Regions from separate parts of the Homo sapiens genome. Here region 1 is linked to region 2. Evidence: read pairs that join two places in POLR2A ChIA-PET (ENCODE). Cell type or tissue: MCF 10A. All regions are shown on one strand. Links, peaks and the distances in the headings refer to the core of each region. The heading gives the core; the rest is flanking DNA.

The links. Peaks named below come from ENCODE experiments on the same cell type or tissue, not always from the same donor. Only the 100,000 strongest peaks of a DNase experiment are listed, where the experiment ranks them.
Region 1: POLR2A ChIA-PET joins it to region 2 with 5 read pairs; 2 of 35 experiments call an interaction of 5 or more read pairs at or near these places.

Annotation. Positions count from the first base shown.
Region 1 is chr12:69,023,090-69,026,011 of GRCh38, reverse strand. It overlaps TODL (transcript overexpressed in dedifferentiated liposarcoma), which reads right to left. Exons shown (of 3, transcript XR_001749099.2): 3 at 681-1,152. Among named protein-coding and RNA genes, the nearest start is that of TODL, 17 kb to the right of the region's middle. RefSeq lists an enhancer at 655-1,854. In MCF 10A, for the core only: no CTCF peak of the experiment used is centred there; a DNase peak (open chromatin) is centred at 1,401.
Region 2 is chr12:68,970,132-68,973,053 of GRCh38, reverse strand. No RefSeq gene overlaps it. Among named protein-coding and RNA genes, the nearest start is that of TODL, 36 kb to the left of the region's middle. In MCF 10A, for the core only: no CTCF peak of the experiment used is centred there; a DNase peak (open chromatin) is centred at 1,403.

The DNA of each region.
Region 1 (2,922 bases), core at 222-2,721, 53 kb before region 2:
TTATCTGATATGTGATTTGCAAATATTTTTTCCCATTCTGTGGGTTGCCTTTTCACTCTTTTGACAGTATATGTGAGAGTTTGAATTATCATAACAACTCGTATGTGAGTTTATGTGTGTTAGATGTGAGCTACCTAATACTCCTTCAATAAAACTCTTCCTGCCTCAACAGTTAGGGTGGCCTCTGTTGTCTGCAATCAAGAACTCTGATTGATACATTCAGTGAAGACAATTATATTATACTTGGCAATATTTCCTTAAAAGGTAGTGTTTTATGAGAAACCCTTAATTTCAATTGGGACTTTTGTACCAATGTTTATTGCTCCTAACCTTCCAATGTTTGTAAAACTGGTTTAATAGAATTTTTATGTCACAAAGGGGGTACAATGAAGATTATAAAACTAATAGATGAAATCTAGACACAAAAAAGTAAAACTCTGAATAAGAAACCATAACTGAAATGGCACATTTAATTGTAGGAGTTTAACTCCGCATACACTCGATTTTGCTGCAACTGGACAAGAAAGAGATACATTTCTGAGAAAAAAGCAAAGAAAATCAAGTCCCAGTAGTCTAAGTTTTTAGAGCAGAAATCCTAAGAGTATCTCAAAAGAAGCGAGATTGTTGATCATGGAAGTGATTGATTATCATGAGGTTAACACACCTTGGAGGAGATGGAGATAAGCAGGTAGAGAAGGAGGTAAATGCTCCAGGCCCAAGGTAACAATTCAGGATTCTAATCTCAGTTATTTCACTTACATGCTGAGTAAGTTATTCATTCAGAGCTGCTCCTATTAATTCCAGCCAATGATTATACTCTTAAAAAAACAAGGTGCGCAAATTAGAATGCTTGCTTTCTTGTTATTTATGCATGTTCTCTGTCTATCCCACACAGCCATGTGAGTAATAGTGACCTCATCACAAAAAAGAAAAAAAGAAAAAAAAACTCGCATAAACTCTGCTACAGGAATGCACGTGTTTTTCGGACCCAGACTTTTTTTTTTCCTGTTTGATTTATCTCTCTATTATTGGAGATTTTACTTTTTCTTCCTGGTTTGCACATGCTGGTCTTATCAAGAGAGAAGTACTTCTGTCCCATGTTCACCACTTCCATAGAAACAATTCTCTCCAATCTTTCTAATATGAGAAAAGCTGGAAGACAGAAATGAAAAAAACAATTTAAATTGGAATAAAGATTTTTGTTTTTTTTAAAAGCGCACATCCACTTCAGCTGACAAGATGATTCCTGAAGAAATCAGAACAGACAAAGAAGCAAGACAGAGAGAATAGGTAAGCTAGTATTAAGTGAAAGGTTGACAGGGAAGTCAGTTCTCTTCGGAGCAAAGCACACCCTGGCAGAGATGAGCGGGCGTTTAACTCTCCAAGTCCACACCCAGTGGAGTGCGTCACCCAGGCTCTTACCTTTCGTAGCTGAAGAACGCCTTGTGCAATGACCTGTGCCACAGCCAGCTAATGACATGCAGCATCAGGCATCTGAGAAATAATTAACTGCCTGCCCTTCATTTTCAGCCTACAATTAGACAACTGTGGCTGCAATTGTGTGTGCAGTTTTCCAACAACAAATAATTGTGGCTAAAGGCATGCTTGCATTGTGAAAGGGAGACATAATTGGGACCCCCCTTTAATAAGTTAGTACCTAAAATGTAAGCAAGTATATAATTTGGCTAGTGGAAAGACAACCCTGACTTTTTTTAATTACATTTTTATATTTTAACAAATGCTTTCCCTAGCCCATTTGCAGACCTCACTGCAGCATTGTTGGCATAGAACAATCATAATTAAACTATAAGTAAGAAATGCCACATCACAGATGAACCAACACTGAATCCTAGCAGACTGTAGGGTACCCTGTATTCATTGCAGAAGAGGCACCAATAAAGGCCCAAAAAGCAAAGGACGCAAATTATTTCATTCTACTTGAAATATTAACAGAGTCAACCGCAGGGCACCCAGCACAGTGCCCAACACGTGGAAGACACACATGTCTCTAATTGATGCTGTGTTGAGTCCCCTTCCTTGTGCTCCCGCAGCATTTAAAAGGTGGCTTTACTTTAGCCCTTAGTGCTTCCTGTCTTCTTTCCGTTTGCTTGTTTGTCTGTCTGTCTCCCCCACTGTCCTGTGAGCTATTGGAAGGAAACATCCATGTCTTTTTCATCCTTTATTTTCCTGAGCATATTTCTGTCTCTGGTGTCAGAAAGCCACATTAGCCTCTGTCAAACAAAACAAAACAAAACAAAATGACAGGAAAACGGGGAGCTCTTAGTAGGATTCCCTTTCTTTCCTCCATCTCATGGGGCTGCCTCCTTTAGGGAGCTGGCCTCGTTCTCTCTGCTGCAGGTGGGTGTTCTCTATGTGGGTGATAGCATAAGCGGATGGCTCTTCAGTCAGACTGCCTCAGCTTGAAGCTGGTTCCACTACTTACTTAGAATAAATTACTTAAGCTCTTTGAGTCTCAGTTTCCTCATCTGTAAAACAGAGACAACAACAATAATAATACCTACCTACCCTATAAGGTGGTTGTAAAGATTAAATGAGATGATAATACACAAGCAGAGCCAGGCATGGTGGCTCATGCCTGTAATCCCAGCACTTTTGGAGGCCGAGGCAGGAGGATCACCTAAACCCAGGAATTCAAGACCAGCCTGGACAACATAGTAAGACCTTGTTCTACTAAAAATAATAAAGTTAACCAGTCACAGTGATGCATGCTTGTACCAGCTGCTTGGGAGGTTGAGGCAGGAGGATAGCTTGAGCCCAGGAGTGCGAGGTTGTAGTGAGCCATGATTTCGCCACTGCACTCCAGCCTGGGTGACAGAGCGAGACGCTATCTCAAACATTTTTTAAAAAGGCACAAGCAACTCACAGCGGTACCCAACACATGGAATGTGCTCAATAAATGTA
Region 2 (2,922 bases), core at 276-2,775:
TTTGATACATTAATAAGTTAAGAATTTTGTTCACTGTTGTTTTAATTTGTATATATTTTTATTTACAGTGAGATTAAACACTTTTCCATATGTTATTTGGTCATTTGTATTTCCTCCTTTGTGTATTGTTGTGCATGCCTTTTGCCTGAAAAGGACCATTTCCTTTTCAGTAATAATCAACATTAACTACCATGATGACTACTATGACAGGAGAGTTGATTCAGCTTGGGCTTGCGGGGAGGAAGCAACAGAGGTCTGTCTGCTAGAAAGTGACCTTTGAGTGGATATTCAAATGATGATGGTGGGAAGTAGAGAGATTGGGCAGTAGCTTTCCTGGCAGAGGGACAGAATCGTTTGTTTTGAGGCAGGTCTGACCTGTGAGTCCAGGGCTGTCCAGAGAATAAGAATGCTGGCTCTAAGGGACATGGACATTCTGGTCAAATGAAGAACATTTTCATCCATGCTTTGATGAGACAGACCTCAAACTACTATCATACTACTGTGATACAATAGATGATGACTACTATGATATGATTTTTTTTCATTCCTAGACAATGTAGTATAATATAATCTCATATCAAAACTCAGGGTCTAAAACCTTCTCCCGTCTAAAGTGCTACCTTATCATAAAATAATGAAAGGTTTTAAGATTGCTAAGAAATGTAGGCTGGGTGCGGTGGCTCACGCCTGTAATCCCAGCACTTTGGGAGGCTGAGATGGGCAGATCACGAGGTCAGGAGATTGAGACCATCCTGGCTAACATGGTGAAACCCAGTCTCTACTAAAAATACAAAAAAAATTAGCCAGGCGTGGTGGCGGGCGCCTATAGTCTCAGCTACTCGGGAGGCTGAGGCAGGAGAATGGCGTGCACCCAGGAGGCGGAGCTTGCAGTGAGCGGAGATTGTGCCACTGCACTTCAGCCTGGGTGACAGAGCGAGACTCCATCTCAAAAAAAAAACAGAAATGTAATGCCCTACAAATTTATTATAATCATTTCTTGCCAAAGACATTTTCATTTATGCTGATACTTCAAATATAAGGACTTTTTAATTTCCTCTTTTTCCTAAATGCCATAAAAGTAATTGTAACTAATATGTTGGGCCATTAAGAAATTTTATTTACACAGGATAAAATTCCTTTATGAATGAACAAAATATTTTTTAATTGGATTACATTGTGGTCCAAAAGACCTTAAAAAATAAAAGAAGCTGAATGAGCTGAAACTAATTCTTGATCTATTTTCAGCCATCAATAGAACTATCGCAAAACTTTCAGGACATACTTATGGTGTCATAGGGAAGGCAGTCATTATTTTGTTTTCATAAGTTGGGTATTTTATTAAGTAAAAGCACTTTAAATCAGTGCTTTTGAAAGTGTGAATCATGATCATGACCATTAGTGAGTCATGAAGTTAGTGGATCAGACTGGCTTTTTTTTTTTTTTTTTTTTGAGACGGAGTTTCACTCTTGTTGCCCAGGCTGGTGTGCAATGGCGTGCTCTCAACTCACTGCAACCTCCACTTCTCCGGTTCAAGTGATTCTCCTGCCTCAACCTGCTGAATAGCTGGTATTACAGCGACACGCCACCGCGCCCAGCTAATTTTTGTTATTTTTAGTAGAGATGGGGTTTCACCATATTGGCCTGGCTGGTCTTCGAACTCCTGGCCTCCTGTGATCCGCCCACCTCAGCCTCCCAAAGTATTGGGATTACAGGTGTGAGCCACTGCTCCCAGTCTTTTTTTTTTGTTTAATGAACTAGAATGGAAGGGAAAAGAAAAGAGCATTGCAAGGTAAGTATTACCTTGCAAAAGAAAAGGTAAGTATTACTTCAAGTGGATGTGCCACATTGCTACATAAAATGCATTCCTATTGTAAGACTGTGGTCAAACTGGTTTAAAAAGCACTGGAATTCAGGCATGGTGGCTTATGCCTGTAATCCTGCCACTTTGGGAGGCCAAGGCAGGAGAAAGGACCACTTGAGAAGCTCAAGATCACTCTGGGCAGCATAGTGAGACTCTGTCTCTACAAAAAAAATAAAAATAAAAATATATAATAAGTAAAAATTAGTCTAGCATGGCGGCACACACCTGTAGTCCTAGCTACTCAGGAGGCTGAGGTGAATGAATTGCTTGAGCCCAGGAGGTCGAGCTGCAGTGAGACGTGACTGCACCACTGCACTCCAGCCTGGGTGATACAGCAGGACCCTGTCTCTAAACAATAATAATAATAATTGTTTTTTAAACATTTTAAAGCACTAGACTTTACATAATAGCCGGTACACTTCTTATTTTTAAGAAGTCTTAAATTATTCTATCCTCACCCCAGCGATTACTCTCCATTAACATTAGCCTTTAATAAGGTAAATTTAAAGTTAAATGTGCTGCTACCATGTGTTAGGCACTGTTCTAGGCCCTGAGGATGCAATGGTAATAAATTGGGATCCTAGCTCTCATACAGCTTCCATAAAGTTGGGAAGACAGAAGAAATATATGAAATACAGAGTCAAGTTGTTCTGCAAGCACCAGGAAAAGAAGAAGCATAATGGCAAGGCAATGACTCAGGTGCAATTTTATGTAGGATGGTCAAAGAAGGCATCATTGAGAAAGTGACATTTGAACAGAGTCCAATATTTAAGTTTTTAATCTAGCATTTTTAATGTTATTTTAAATTTAAGTGAACATTTTGATAAATAATAGCTAACAACTGCTGAGATTTAAAATTTTATAAACTATTTCATTCCCTATTATGATTCTTAACTTTTTGTTCATTTGCATATTTAGTCATTTACTCAACAAATATTTATTTTGTGCTCACCAAGGGCTGGCCACTGTACTGAGCCTTGGGGATTGAGCTGAGGAAAAGACAAACTTATTTCTTGCTCTTAGAAGTGTCTGGCCTCCTGAGGTGTACACTGAGGCAGGAG